Regions from separate parts of the Homo sapiens genome. Here region 2 is linked to region 1. A link is a loop called in an ENCODE intact Hi-C map of the cell type or tissue named here. Cell type or tissue: ascending aorta. All regions are shown on one strand.

Region 1 (8,000 bases):
GGGCTGCAGGGGAGGGCGTCTTGCTGTAGAAACAGAGGTAGATGGGGGATGGCTGTGGAATGTAGGCAGATTGCCCAGAGGGGTCCTGGGAAGAAAGCGTGACAGCCTAGATTCTGGGCCAAGTTTTAAACAGCATTCCCGAACTGATCTTCAGTGCAGCCCTGGGTGTGGGGGCAGCCCCAGCCTGCTTTCTTGTGTGACATCCTCACCAGAGGGGTATTGCGGAATGGGGAGGATGGGTCCAGTGAGTGGCCCAGGGTCAGCTAAATATTTTCCATCAGCGTGGTTTGAAGTTTTTTTCACTAGAGCAGAAGCTCTGACTTGTTGCTTATAGGAGAGGGGAGAGCAAATGTTGCTGTTCAGTACACATTTGGGTGCCTACTATCTGCAGGATGCTGTGCGAGGTGCTGAGTGAATAAGACAGATGCCCACCCTGCTCACAGGTGGCTGTTCCCTGAGTTATGAATGCTGCCCTGGTAGGGTGGTTGTGGTGGCAATGGGGTGAGCTCCTCTAGCACCACGATTTCATCTTGCAGAGCAACAGAGAGGCCTTGGCAGTGTCTGAAAGGGCAAGTGTGATTTGGAAGTGGTAATCACAGTGAGTCAGACTACAGGGAATTCCTAGGTCTTAGCACTGAAAGGCAAGTCTTGCAGCCCCCAGGAACATCAAGTGGTGGGTGCTGTTCCCCTGACCCCTGAGACTGGGTGAGTTCCCTTTGCTGGGTAGTGTGTTGATATAGGTCCCTGTGTGTCCCCTGTTGCATCAGTATTTACAGTAGTGTGTTAATTGCTGGTTTAATTATCTGTCTTCCCTTCTATATTGTAAGCCCCATGAAGACAGGGACTGGGTCTGGCTCAGATCTGTAACCACAGTGACCAGCAGAGTGCCTGGCACGTATCTATGCCTGGCAGATCTAGATGTTACACAGGCATTTGTGGGATGCGTAAATGAATGAATTTTACTGGTGAGGCAATCAAGGCTCACGACAGTCAAGTGGCTTGGACACTTCTTGTATAGGGCTTGAATCCAGGCCTCCTGCCTGTTTAAGTAGCGTGCTCCTGTAAGAAATGGTGCTGATTAAAGATGTTTAGGGTAGGTTCTTTCACTGGGTTCCTACTGCTTTCTGGGACCAGGGCTGGAGTTAAAGCACATTTGTTTCTTGCAGGCATCTCCTGGAAGGACAAGGTTGCAGACCTTCGGTTGAAAATGGCTGAGAGGAACGTCATGTGGTTTGTGGTCACTGCCTTGGATGAGATTGCGTGTGAGTGCTCTGGTTTCGCTGTTTGGGCATGTTACCCGATCTCTCCTTTGGGTCTCTGGGTATCTGTGTGTTCATGCCATTCAACTTTCTGAGTGGCCAGGGAATAAGAAGAAGACTACGTCACCAAATGGGTATAGGAGATGCCAACTAGGATGAAGGAGAAAGAATTACAGGGAGCTGGGGAGGGGAGTGAGGCTTGTCCAGAGCAGTATTACAGCTGGGTGATGCCCACCTCTGGCCAGTCCCTCAGGACCATGGCACCTCTGAGGAAGGGCATTTCCTACAAATATTTTATGTCTGTCAGCCTCTGTAGGTGTAGAAGTGGGCTCATAGGAGAGGCCTTCTTTCTTTACACTTGTCCTGTGGTTTCCTAAGGTCTTTATAGTGAGAATGTTCTGGGAGCATTTCTACCTCAGAAAACTAGGAACTAAAAGTTCCTCCCCAAGCCCTTTGATGTAATAGTAGTTTCTCAGTCTTTGGACCTTAACCCACCTTCATGCAGTTGTTCAGCACCTTCTTTCATCTAAAACCTGACGGAATCTGGTTGAACCTTCCTGTCCTGTCTTCTGGTTTCTGAGTGGATTTGACCCAGGGCAACTGAGAAGAGGCACTGCTTTATCTTTTTGCCTTCTCACTAGAGAATGAGACCCTACTGCAGTGTCCTCTCTCTTCAGTCCCTGCATCTTCCATCCACAAAACATTGTCAAGTGTGTCAGTGACTTACATCCCTAATTAACTTAATGATCTCAACGTCAGAGAAAAACACCTGTAAAACTTTTCTCTCTCCCTGATTGTAACAAAAACACAATCCCATGATAGAAAACTTGGAAAATGCAGAGGAAGTAAAAAGAAGAAAAAAAAAATCACGTATAAATTCTGTTACTTAGAGATAATCAGTGTCAATATTCTATGCATATATCATTTTATAGCCTGATTTTTTCACTGTATCAGTACACTATAAGCATATACAAGCATAATTTTAAGTGAGTATTAAATACTCCATCATGTGGTTATACCATAATTTATTTAACTGTTTCCCTAAGGATGACCTTTGGGTTATTTGCAGTAATCCTGTAATTTATTATGATGCTACCATCAAAATCTTGGTTCATGAATCCATGTCTTAGTGTTTGATAATTTTCTTCCTATTTCTGGTTGGCTTTTAGGGCTTTTGACTCATCTTGCCCTTTGTCTGCCAGAAAGTTTGCACCTTTGTATTTGAATTTGTCTGTCTTGCCACACCTGAACACCAGGTACTGTCATTTTTAAAGAAGTGCTAGTATGATAGGTAAAAAATGGTGCCTCATCACTTTAAGAAGCCATTATTTTAAAATAGAGGTTATACTTTTAATGCCCAGGCGTTTTTTTGCTCTGATCCTCATGAGAACAAGTGACGGAAGCTGGAAGTCCTGGGACCAGAACTGTGCTCTCTCCTGGTCTGTCTAGTTCTCAGACGTTCAGCAACATCACTGTTACTGGCTGTCCGCAGGTCCCCCACCCAGTCGTGGTGCCAGAGCAGACCCATGGGTGGGCTGCAGGCTCTGATTTCATTGGTGAGCTGCAGCCTTGCTGACTCACTGCTTTTCTTTCCACCTCTGACAGGAAGCTCCGTCTCCATGGGGCTCACTGACCCTTACAGAGGAGGCTTGCCTGGCTTCCCTTGTGGGAGGGTCTCAGTTTTTCTACCCTAGGTCATCTGCCTCAGAAGGGAGAGAGTGCTCGTCTCCTTCCTTTTTATTTGGGAGCGCCAGAGGTTTGTCGGCTTCAAGGCCAGGCCTGGCAGGTCACCACTAGGCGGATCATTTCAACTCCTTGTGGGGGCAGTTCTCAGGATTTCAACTAATAGCTTTTATTCCCTTCTCCGGGCAGTGATGTGGAAGCCTGAGAAACAGCTCTGGTGCCATCACGTGGTGGACATGAGCAATTGCAGCTCAGAGGTGGAACCAGACGGGAGTCAGGCTTCCAGCCTTTCTGTGCGATTCCACTGAATCCTTGCGCAGCAGCTGGACTCCAAGCTGAAGCTCTTCCCTCCCGCTACAAGCGACCCCTTAACATCTTAAGTCAGACAGGTGACAGGGATTTTGATTTCTTTTCTAGGGCTATTTAATCTCCGAGGATCAGATGTGGAGCACAATCCAGTATTTTTCTCCTACGCAATCATAGGACTAGAGACGATCATGTGAGTGTTTGCCCTGCATCTGGAACTCCCTTCCAGAGCTCCTCAGAGCCCTAGTGTGCCCTTTCTGGTCCTGGCCCACCCATCACTGCCTGATATTTCACTGATGTGCTTCTTTTTTCTTGCCCTTTTAACATTTTCCCTTCTTGTTTTCCTTAGCAGTAGGTGTTTATTTATATCCTGCCTCTCTTTGAGCCCCCAAAATGGTTTGAAACGCATGAAAGTGTCTATAGTTCGGGCCACCCATTTGATGTCAAGTTTTCTAGCAGCCAGTGTTAAGGGGTATATATGCTCAATTATACAATTCTGGGTCCACAATGCAAATAAACCCAGTCATTTTGAAGGTCAAAAATAATATGGGAAAACCCCTCCAACTACGCTTTGTTGAATTGTCAGTTTATTTTTTCAAAGCATTTCGTGTGGCCTTCTTTTCATTACTGTTCTATTTCAATAGCTTTTTGCATTAAGACAACACATTTATTAAGTGCTGGTGATGTGCTAAGGGTCTCTGTTAGGTGCTAGGGTGACTGAAACAGGACGGGGTCCTTGGCTGGAGTTGGGGAGATGAGCATGTCCTCTTTCTAAAGTATTTGGGCACATAAGTGGGCACCAGTCTGCTTGTGGGACAGATACAGGTGTTACGAGAGGGGCCTGACCTAGACTTGGAGATCAGAGCAGACTCTTGGGGAAAGTAATATTTTGAAGCAGAGAGTAAGGATAAATGTGGGTGAGTTAGGTGAATGGCAGGGTGAGGAGGGGCGGGGAACCATGATCCAAGCAGAGGGAACAGCATTTTCAGAGACTCTGGACAGTAGAGAGCACAGTGCATGTGGAGGACCTGAAGTGGTTCAGTGAGGTCAGAACATAGTGAGGCCAGAATGTGAGCAGGGGCCACAGAAAAGAGAGGCCTTGTGGGCCACATTCAGGAGCTTGGGTTCTTTTTCTGAACAAGAATAGTGGGAAGCTATTGAACGAATTTTTCAGAGGGAACCACATGTTAGATGTACAAGTTGTAAAGAATATTATGACTGAAACATCGGTAGATGGGGAAAGACTTAGAGGCTGTGGCACTAACCCAAGTGAGAGATGGTGGGACCTGAACCTGAGTGGTGACTGGGCGAGGCTGTAGATGAGCTGGACAGATTAGATGGAGATTTAGGCTGTGGGTCCCAAGGTCTTAATGAAGGACGGGAAGAGGGTCATCAGTGAAGGAGGACACTGCCCAGATTTCTGGCTTGGCAGATTGGGTGGATGGGGGCAGGGAATGCACCTTGGAGGGCAGGATTTGGGAAAGGAGTGGGGAGGAGAGAAAAGGGGCTTGGTTTTGGTTGCCAGGAAACAGAGCCTGATGTGTATGTGTGTCTGTGTTGCCACCTCTCACTCATGTTCCCTCCTTTTTCTGCCACCCACCTCTCCTCCATCTGCAGGCTCTTCATTGATGGTGACCGCATAGACGCCCCCAGTGTGAAGGAGCACCTGCTTCTTGACTTGGGTCTGGAAGCCGAATACAGGATCCAGGTGCATCCCTACAAGTCCATCCTGAGCGAGCTCAAGGCCCTGTGTGCTGACCTCTCCCCAAGGGAGAAGGTGTGGGTCAGTGACAAGGCCAGCTATGCTGTGAGCGAGACCATCCCCAAGGTTGGTGACCCCACTTTGGCCCATCTAAACTCTGCCACCCCCTTCCCAGTTCTGGTATTGTCTTTGGAGCACAGGCAGATTTCTGAGGCTGCCTGTTGGATCAGAACTGTGGTCTCCATGGATGAGGCCTTAAAGCTGGAGCCATAGCAAGAGCCTGAGGGCCCTTATTGCTTGTTGAGTCTTGTGTTTTCCAGAGTGTGGCATGAGAGATTATTTTAGGTGGTACACATTATTATTTAGGTTTGCTTAAATATATCTGTTTTAACAGCATTTAGCATATAATAGAAAAAACATAACTAGCATGAGTTCATGATATAATTATTTAAAATAAAGTTGAATTTAATAAAGCTGATTTAAAGATGGTCTAAAGTAAAGTACTAAGTGAATAAGGGTACAGCAGTTAAGAAGCTAGGGTAAAAGCTGTGCAGGTGGTATAAGAATGCTTGAAGCTTGGGAAATGCTTCTCTACCCCCTCCTTCTGCCGCACCACATTTTATAGCTAAGGACACTTGAGGCTCAGAGAGGATTGGGGAGTTGGGGATTTGGGGATTTGTCAAATTCAAGTGATAGTGATAGCCTTGCCCTTTACTGAGCCCTTGCTGGGCAGTGCTAAGCAGCTGACACTTGTTGCCTCATTTTCATTAGGGTCTGGGATGGGACTGGAATCCAGGCCTCTTTAGAGGTAGGCTTTTCTACTGTCCTCCCCTGGGCCTCTGGCTGCCAAGTGGCCTTTGGCAAGCCCAGTGATGTCCTTTCTTCTCCACTGAGCAGTGGGGCATCCTGGGAAGAATCCAGGCCTGGCTCTCTAGATCTGGCTTGCCATTGTACCCCTGCCATCATCACACACAGTGTGACTCCTCCTCTCTCTCTCTCCTCTCTCTCTGGAGAGAAAGAGAAAAGGAGATAAGATCACAAAAGCAATTTTAGAAGCTTTGTGCAAGTGCCAGGTGTGCTGAGGCCCCTCTGCTGGATTCTAACTTGTTCTCAAATTGGAAAGGGTCTTCTCCAGCCCTTCAAGATCAGATTATTATCAGTAGCTGAGATAGGACCACTGGGCGGGAAGGGAGGGAGCAGGAGACCTCACTCATCAGGTCATGTGCATGGCTAGACAGGGAGAAAAAGCCCCCTTTGTACAGCAAGAGAAGGGTGATTTCGGTCAAGCTTTCAGTGTTAGTGAACTCTAACCACAACCACAGTGGCTTGGAAAGCAATGTCTTGCTGACGGCAGGCAGCCAGCAGTCTCAAAGAGCTAAGGGAGTGAGGGATGGAAGAGAGACACCTTGTTTGATGTACTTACTCTTTTTGGTTGAGCTTAAGCTCAGGGTCATCAATCAAAAGGGACAGGTCGTTGGGGCCCCAGGGGATAGCTATATGGGTCGCCAGTGGGAGCTCTTCAAATGATTTGTCTAAAGTAAGTTTTGCTGAGCAAAAAGGTTGTTGCCTTGGTCTTGGGTGGGTGGAGCCGGTTTGATTTCCCACCCTACTGCCCTTTGCCTCTAGGACCACCGCTGCTGTATGCCTTACACCCCCATCTGCATCGCCAAAGCTGTGAAGAATTCAGCTGAGTCAGAAGGCATGAGGCGGGCTCACGTGAGTAGAGGAGCTGGTGCAGAAGATGGGATGTGAGGTGGTCAGAAGGCCCGGCTCCTTCACCTCCTCTGTGGCATTGAGCCTGGCACAAGGTTAGAATCTCTCTGAGCCTCAGCCTCCTGGCCTTCCAGGAGGAGTTATTGAGGGAATGAAATAAAATACTTGATGGATTAGATCTTTACAAAGTATAATACACAATACAAAAGGAGATATTGATGTTCACAGTGTAGATGATGGTGATGACGTGATGCTGATGAAGAAAGATTTTGGGCCCAGAGGTGGCTTTTGATAGTGGCCTGTTTTTTCCTGGCCCCTGTAGGGTTCTTAACCTTTAAGTTAACCTTTTGGAGGAGCTCCCTGTGCTCTGAGGTGGGGCCCTTCCTGATTGTACCTGAACTACTGAATAGCAGAGGAGCCTTTCCCTGATAATGGGAGTTGCTGCACACACCAGCTTCCCAGAAATGTCCACATGTAAAGCTCTGGTTGCTGATGATGTGTGGCCCTGCAGGTACAGCCTTCTCAGTATTGCATTAGGGCTAGGCTCTGAATCTGGTCACGTGATTTTCAGTGATAACTTAAAAAATGTCTCCATTGTTTGCACAGATTAAAGATGCTGTTGCTCTCTGTGAACTCTTTAACTGGCTGGAGAAAGAGGTTGGTTCTTAGTCTTTGTTTAATATGTGGATATACATTATTCAGACCTACCTATATGTGATTCTAACTCTAGCATCTCCCATGCTCTGCTGACCATGAGATCTGAGATCTTCATCAAATTTTTGGGCTCTATTTTAATAATTCTCTCTGGAAATTTGGTGTGTGTAGATTTCAAAATTCCTTAATTATGAAAATAGTAACAAGAATGAAGAAAAGTTCCATAATAGAGTGGATGCTTTTTGGGTTAGGGAATCATAACTAAGTGGAATTTCATTATAAGGAAAAATGAGTCTTATAATATTATTATAGGCAAGCTGATTGTATTAGGAGAAAAAGATCTTTGTGTACATTTTGAACTTCAGTTTAAGCCTTGAGCCTTTTTATATTAAATTGACTCTTGGCCATTAATTTCTTGCTCTAGTTGACAAGAGGGTGGTTTCTCTGTGGTGTTATTAAACAATATCATGTTCCCTTTAAGTATTGTATAAACAACTCTTTAATTGGGAAAAGAAAATATTGTCTTTATTCCCACTAGTGTAACTTTTTCCCTCATGTTTCCTTCTGGTGATTGTTCATCTATGTAAATTATTATTATTATTTTATTTTATTTTATTTTTTGAGACGGAGTCTCACTCTGTCACCCAGGCTGGAGTGCAGTGGTGTGATCTCGGCTCACTGCA
Region 2 (8,000 bases), 400 kb before region 1:
TATCCAAAAGAGCATGCTGAACTCAGTCAAAATAAAGTAAAATGATGGCCAACACAGTGGCTCACACCTATAATCCCAGCACTTTGGGAAGCCAAGGCAGGAGGATTGCTTGAGCCCAGGAGTTTGAGACCACTTGGGCAACAAGGCCCATCTCTATTTTAATAAAATTTAAAAATATGTTTAAAAAAATTTTTTAAAAACCCAAAAAAACAAAGTAAAATGAGAAACTGCTTTAGCCAAGTGTACCACAGATGTTAACTAAAAGCCCCCATAACACTACAAAAAGGAGGTTGCCAGCTCAGGATAAGGATGGTACTTGGTAAGGTACCGCTAAAGTAAGGTACACTGGGAACACTAAAAAAAAATGAGAGCTATAGTGATGAAAATACACCCTCCTCTCTGAAATTTGGAGGTAGTTGGGGTGGGTACAAGGAGGAGGTAACAGGAAGGACAGCTAAAACCTAAAGACCTAAGAAGAGGTTTCCGCTAGTTAGCAATAGAGGAAAGACTGGGACACCAAGGTCAGGGTTATTTCTGCTATATTTCACTGTTACTGATAAATGTAGCATGTACTTCAGGTTCTTGCTACTGCCTCTGGTAGACTTTTCTTGAAAACTGCCACACAAAAATAAACTTTTACATAGAAAAATAACAAAACAGAAAAACAAGAACTCCTAGGGTTGTGTTAAAAAGGTTGCGTTAAAAAGGATGAAAAAACTATTTAAAAGGCTCCTACTCAGCAAATCTGGGACAGTTTGAGCATTCAAAAGAATTTAAAAGGATGACTGCAATGGATTGGAACACATTCAGTACAGCAAAACATGAGTTCATGATATAATCAAAAAATAGTAAAACCAAAACTTGTTACTTCTGGAAGCTGCTAGGTTACCAACTCTGTTTGGAAAACTGATAAAGCAAAAACCAAGACCAAGCATTTATCCCACCTTCCCTGTATGAACTTTATTTCAGGATAACCGAAAAGTTGATGAGAAAATGTTTATAGGAGAAAAACAGTTTATAAATACAAGAGGAATGACACAATTAGAAAATCACTATTTTATGACACCCAATGAAATAAGGGCAATAATTGCTAAAACTGTTAAGTTAAAGGCTATACATTTATATAAATGTATTAAAATGACCTTACCTGAACCTATTGATTAATATTAAAAGTGCAACAACAACTACACACAATACTGACATAACAGGAAGTACAAAGCACCACCTATGAAGTATTCTGCATCTACCAACCAGTTTACAGTCAATATAAAGGACATAACATGTTAAATGACACCATGAGGATTCAACCAGCCAAATCTAGGATGTAGGAAATTCTATAAGAAAAATGACTCAGTCTCTTGATGTTTAAAAAAATATGTACATATATACAACACACAGATCTATACCTATATATTCCTTCATGTTTTCTCTGCCAAAGAAGTCTTTTTGAGATGTTATGTAGAAATCAGTTTTTGTTTCTACCAAAACGGTGTAGGGGGAAGAGAAAAAATTATTATAGATTAATATCTTAAAAGGCACATCAAACAAATGCAATGTGGCCTTTGGATCCTGATTTAAACATACCAATGGTAAAATGCCATTTTTGAGACAACTGGAGAAAATGTATCACAGACTGGGTATTAGATGATATTAAAAAAGATTATCTGAATTAATTTTGTGGGGTATTATAATAGCATTATAATTACATTTTTAAAAATCCTATTTATTCAAGATACATACTAAAGTATTTAGGGGCAAAATGATGTTATCTGGGATTTGAGTTAAAGCATTCCAGAAAAAATATTGAGGGTGAGCGTAGTGAAGAACAGATGAAACAAGTTGACAGCTATTCAAACTGAATGGTGGGTATACAGGAGTTCATTATTCTATTCTAAGTATGTTTGAAAATTTCCACTTAAAAAAGTCAAAAACAAAAAACAAAATCAGAGTCCTAAAAACAAACAAACAAAAAAACTCTGTCACTTGTCTCATGTTTTAGAATCCTAAAGAGCTCATGAGCTCCTTTCTCCAAATGTAAGACTTCAAATCACCAGTGTTCACCTCTGGGATCTTTTAATGTGATATGAAGCCTGATGTGGTGGAAGCTTTGGGAAGAACAATCAGTAAAATTCAAACCATTCTTTTTTGGTTGACTTCTGTTCTTTAACTCTGTCAAAGATAAATATTCTAGGATAGATGGAAAGAGAAATAAAGGGTGTTGTACTTTAAAATCTACATATAAAAATTCACATCACCAGTAGTAAAAACTTCGACATCGTGTATCTTCCTGACACAATGGATTGAGAAAGGCACAACATCATTTCTTTTCTTTTTTTTTTTTTTGAGACGGAACCTCACTCTGTTGCCCAGGCTGGAGCGCAGTGGCATGATCTCGGCTCACTGCAAGCTCCGCCTCCCGGGTTCACGCCATTCTCCTGCCTCAGCCTCCCGAGTAGCTAGGACTACAGGCGCCTGCCACCACGCCCGTCTAATTTTTTGTATTTTTAGTAGAGACAGGATTTTACCATGTTAGCCAGGATGGCCTCGATCTCCTGACCTTGTGATCTGCCCGCCTTGGCCTCCCAGAGTGCTGGGATTACAGGCATGAGCCACCGGGCACAACATCATTTCTGTGATATTCCTTACCCCAACTGTATACCCTCAATCTAATCATTTGAAAACATCAGACAAACCTAAATTGAGGGACATTATATAATTTATAATATAAATATATAAATATATTTTTTTTCAAGGAAAAAACAAAAAGTTTTATAGTCCACACTGGCACTGCTGTAGACAATATTATGATTGCATAAAACCTACAATGTTACTCTGTTGGCTAGAAAGAAAGCAAATACAGTGCCTCCCAACATACCTTCCCTAAATCCAGATACAGAGATGTTTAGTATTTCATTAGAGAAGAGGCAAGCTGCCTACCTCGCTCTGAATCAGAACGATCTGAAGAAATAGTTGATCCAATGCTGTCCATTCGTATTCGTTCCATCTCCTGAGGACCCTGCAGCTGTTCCAGTCGCCACTTTAAAAATCTCTGTTCTCGTTCCAAATTCTCGAGCTGGTGCTGGCTTTTTCTTTCAGCTTCTTCAAGTTTCTGAAATGATGAAATGATTTTTACATTTGTGTATAGTCCAGTACAAACAATAAAACTGATTCCTCCTTTAGCAGAGAAAACATGAATGAATATACATGTGTGAGTGTGTATAAAAATATATAAATACATTTTAAAGCCTCCAAAATGAGAATGCATATAAATACATATTTTTAAAAATAAAAAATAGTTTTGTCTTTACTTTTGTGTGTATGTAATGAATGCTATGTTACTTGAACAAGATGGACTTCTAAAAGTCTGTAAAGTAATCTCCACGGAGAAACTTCCTCTAGTATGGTATTTGATGGAAAAATACGGAAGGACACAGCCAAATGAAGTCATCTCCACCAGAGGGCACAACTGCCTTCCGAGTATGAAGAGGGTAATTGTTATTTTCCTAGTGTTCTCAGTTCTTCAAATGGCCACGCTGTCAAAACAATTTAGTTTAATCAGGTTATGTTGTTCCCATCAGATTAGCTGGTAAGTTTTTAGAAAGACTTCTCTTGAGGTCAGTTATTAAGGAGGGCATGGTGAACTAGCTGATGTATATGAATAGGAATCAGTGCCAATAATTAAACCAGAACTGAGGGAATTGTGCAAATCTGAAAGTAAAAATTCTCACCTTGATGTGTGCTTTGGCTTTGTTGAGCAAACCAAGTGTTGTGTGCCGGGTGCAGTCTGGTCCTAGTGGAATCAGAACTTTTAAGCGTTCTAAACAAAGGCGCAGATGAGCTCGTCTAAGAAAGACAAAAAGTCAAATCAGCACAGTCTGGTTATTTCACTAGAAATATCATAAAACCTATTTTAAGATAAACAATAATTTGCATTTATTCAGCCTATAGGATAGATGTCACACCCCTAATTCTCCACTGTCAAAGAATGTAGGGGTGGCCGCATTTCAGTCTCTGCTATTTCTGTTGTACTCTTTAGACAACACTCACTTTAGATTATTATCCCCAATGGTAATCTCTGTCAAGATGGTTTATTTTTTAACTCACCCCATAAACTGTCTCAACTGTATTAATATGGAAGTGTGAAAACATACCAGGACAATTGTATTTGATCTTGAATAACTAAAACCACAGGCGAGAGGAGAGGTTTTCAGCTATGGTACCCCAAGGGAATATAATATGCTCACAAGTTTCTATTTCCCCCCTCCCACCTTTTACTTGCTTGCACGTGTGTGGGCACACACACACACACACACACACACACCCTACCTCTCTACAACTGTAGCCATCCTACAGTGTGTTACATGTTGTTATATATTAGTTTGAACCACATGAAATTTCTGATATTCAACCACTTTTCACTTATAAAAATGTTGATTTCTTATACTCCAATACAACAGAAACAGCAAAATTCTGTGACCAGCTAGGGTAGGGTTAGACAAAATATATGCCCTGTGGTCAATTCTAGCCACAGAAATAACCCATAAAATAATCCCCTGCTTCCTATCTAAGTGTGCTAGCTCGTTAGCTTAATTTTTATTTCTTTTTTCTCTTCCTCTCTCGTCTCTCTCACTACCTGCCTCCAATCCACAAGGACAACAGGTGACAAAAATTACTTACTGAAAGTCATTGCATTCTCTAATCTATCCTTCCTGTGGGAAAGTTGAGGGAAATTTCTCCTAGAAATGCTAGCAGAGAACCTCATGGATTTACCTTCCCTGTGCCCTAAAAGAACTATGATCATGGTGATGAGAGAGTTCTGAGTATTTAACTTCATCCTAAAACAATACTAGTCCACATCTTTGGTCCTGTGTTTCATAAGGGGTAAGGTAATTCAGCAGTTAACAGCATATCTGAAAAGAAAATCCACAAATACGTTCACAGTTTACCCCTAGTCCTTAAAGACCTATAATTGAACTTTTGGTAACTGTCTTAACTGCATCAAGAACAAAACACACACCCTCCATTCTCTTCTGAAAGAGGACTAAAATGGTTTTGCTAATTCACACACCAAACTATGCGCTTTCTCTGTCTTAATAGACAAGAAATAATGTCAAGTGAAATTCTCAAAGGCTAGCAATTTGAAAAGAGAGGTAGGAGAAGGCAATAAGCAGCCAATTATGTCATGACAAGCAAGGATGATTAAGGGTAGTGAGGTCAGAGGTTTGGCTAATGAATTAAGATTCTTCTAGCACCTACTAACCTAACTATAGTTAAAGGTCTGACAGTATTTCCATTTCAAATTTCTTTATTGAGTTCAGTACCTCAGGTCTAATAATTGGGTCCAGGCTGAAACCTGACGTAACTGGTGTGGATAAAGGAATCCCTAAATCAAAGGTATATCAATGGATTCTCCTTAATGATATTTAACAACTTCAAAGTCACTTTCCTCCCCTGCTGTACTACCCAAATGCATAGAACCTTTAACAAAATTTTCATTTTTAACTGGAAAATTTCTTAGGTGAGGATTCTCATGTGACCACAGTGCTCTTGCTCAGCAGACCAAAAAAAGCAAACAAACAGCAACAACAACAAAACACCAGAGTAAAAAGTGCCTTTAAACTCTTCATTAAGATTATTATGGCATATGATAACAACTGCACTCATATAATATGACTGGAGCGTGGAAACAAAGACTGGCAGCTACACTAATAGACAATCCTGCTTTAAATTCAGTCTTCTAAAAAACTCAACAAAGCAACTAGTAAAGTTAACAAGCACATTACCGCAAGAATACCTTGTCAATTTGGTTCAAATTAACTCCAAAACTTCAGTATATGTAAGAATTATCTTTTATTTTTTAGTTTTTAAGAAACTTAAAATGGGCTGGGCATGGTGGCTCATGCCTATAATCCCAGCACTTTGGGAGGCCAAGGTGGGCAGACTGAGGCCAAGAGTTCGAGACCAGCCTGGCCAACCCAGTAAAACCTCATCTCTACTAAAAATATAAAAGTTAGCTGCGCATGGTGGTGCACGCCTGTAATCCCAGCTACTCGGGAGGCTGAGGCACAACAATCGCTTGAACCCAGCAGGTGGAGGTTGCAGTGAGCCAAGATGGCGCCACTGCATTCTGCCTGAGCCACAGAGTGAAACTCTGCCTCAGGAAGAAAAAAAAAAAAAAAGAAAAGAAAAGAAAGAAAGGAAAATCAAAATGATTCCATAAACTTTCACATCAAGGAAAAGAAAGGTGAGTCTATTTTCCGTTTTGTGATACTTGCTAAAACCTAGAATGAAAATAACTAACATATTAAAATTTTTTCTCTCTTTAATCATTCCATGTATTTATTACATGGATTTTACATACTCAGCACTGTTCCAGACACTTGCTTGAGAAGGAAAAGTAAAAAAAAAATGTTAACTTTAAGAGTTTACACTCAAGACTACAGAAAGAAACATATTACTTTGTTTCATTTGGTCCATACTGAATGAGTCATACAGATATCAAGGACAACAGAATCTGAATAAATCGAGAGATTGTAATCAGAGGAGGGAGACTTGTAAAAGAGGTTGAAATCTGACTTTGGACTTAAAGAATATTGAATTTGTCTATGAAAAAGTGAGGATTTGCTAGGTAATTTTAAAAGTAAAGGACCTAAATTTATGGATTGGGACCAAGTTTAAACATAAAATTGAAAAAATCTGAATAAATGGAGAGATTGTAATTGGAGGAGGTAGACCTGTAAAAGAGGTTCAAATTTGACTTTGGACTTGAATAATATAGAATTTGTGTATGAAAAAGCGAGGATTTTCTAGGTAATTTAAAAAGTAAAGGACCTAAATTTATAGACTGGGACCAAGTTTAAACATAAAATTTAAAATGCCTTATTTTCTCTCCTTCAAGGGAAAACAACTGAGCTGGAATTCTATATGGAAATAATCAGCTAGTTTCAGCTGTCTGAGGATCTGCAATGCACCGACAAATCAGGAGGTACCCAGACCAAAGTTTGAAAAATGCCTAAATGAACAGGGAAGGCAGAATGCTCTAAAAGATATTTTTTTTAGCCACTACTGAACATTTTATTGTCAAATAATTATTCATCTGCTCTGAGATACAGCTTACACCAAGAAAATATACCCTGAGATATCTCACAAAGGCCAGTGATGCCATTCTTCATATTTTGTAAATACAGTCCTCCAAAATCGGTATTAATATGAAAGATGAACAGTGAATTATTTCCTCTGCTCTTGTGGACAGAGGTGTACCTGTGGAAGATACATGTCATTTCCTTAAGTTTTTGTATTTAAATGAAACAGGCATTTGGAGAGTAGAATAACAAATGGTTAATGGCAGTTGAAGAACAGCAGCTGACCAAGAGGGAGAGTCCCATCCAAATAATGCACACAGTTACCACATGTCCTTAGCTGCCACTTAGGTAAATGTACCCTTCCAAGAGCAATGGATGCCCTGTAACTGTAAACTGGAAAGAGTTAAATCAGAAAAATCGATTCTCCTCAGTGTCTAAGTTTTTTTTCTCTCCTGCAAATTCTTAGAACAGCAATTGTATGGCAAAATTATTCTTCCTTTTCAATGATGCTGCTCTCCACCCTTTCCCCCATAAGTCTCCCTGTTGGTAACCAGATTGCAAGCTTAACCACCAGTGACCTAGAAAGGCATATCTTTTGATGCCATCTGGTCCCTTCTTTTCTTGCCTTCATTCTCATGTGACTGGTAGCTCAAGAGCCTCCTGTATGAGGCTGCCAAATCATGGGTGCTGTAAGACTTTGGGGGAAGGAAAAAGGACAAGCAATAGAAGAAAAAAGCTTGGTTTGATTTGAAAATCCTTATTCACAGGCTGGGTGCGGTAGCTCATGCCTGTAATCCCAGCACTTTGGGAGGCCGAGGTGGGTGGATCTTCTGAGGTCAGGAGTTCGAGACCAGTCTGGCCAACATGGTGAAACCCTGTGTCTACTAAAAATACAAAAATTAGCCAGGCATGGTGGTC

What was found. Hi-C counts contacts between places; a loop is a spot of excess contacts. Peaks named below come from ENCODE experiments on the same cell type or tissue, not always from the same donor. Only the 100,000 strongest peaks of a DNase experiment are listed, where the experiment ranks them.
Region 2: a loop joins it to region 1, with 5 times the contacts of the local background. A loop is called at or near these places in 69 of 110 quality-filtered maps.

The regions. Positions count from the first base shown.
Region 1 is chr10:109,879,508-109,887,507 of GRCh38, reverse strand. It overlaps XPNPEP1 (X-prolyl aminopeptidase 1), which reads left to right. Exons shown (of 21, transcript NM_020383.4): 8 at 1,167-1,262; 9 at 3,360-3,441; 10 at 4,866-5,076; 11 at 6,577-6,666; 12 at 7,270-7,320. Among named protein-coding and RNA genes, the nearest start is that of XPNPEP1, 40 kb to the left of the region's middle. In ascending aorta, CTCF peaks have their summits at 2,957 and 3,159 (motif pointing left); a DNase peak (open chromatin) is centred at 3,097; H3K4me3 peaks cover 1,014 bases; H3K27ac peaks cover 1,623 bases.
Region 2 is chr10:110,275,023-110,283,022 of GRCh38, reverse strand. It overlaps MXI1 (MAX interactor 1, dimerization protein), which reads right to left. Exons shown (of 6, transcript NM_130439.3): 4 at 3,729-3,843; 5 at 2,938-3,109. Among named protein-coding and RNA genes, the nearest start is that of SMNDC1, 26 kb to the left of the region's middle. In ascending aorta, a CTCF peak has its summit at 3,457 (motif pointing right); a DNase peak (open chromatin) is centred at 3,452; H3K4me3 peaks cover 514 bases; H3K27ac peaks cover 5,788 bases.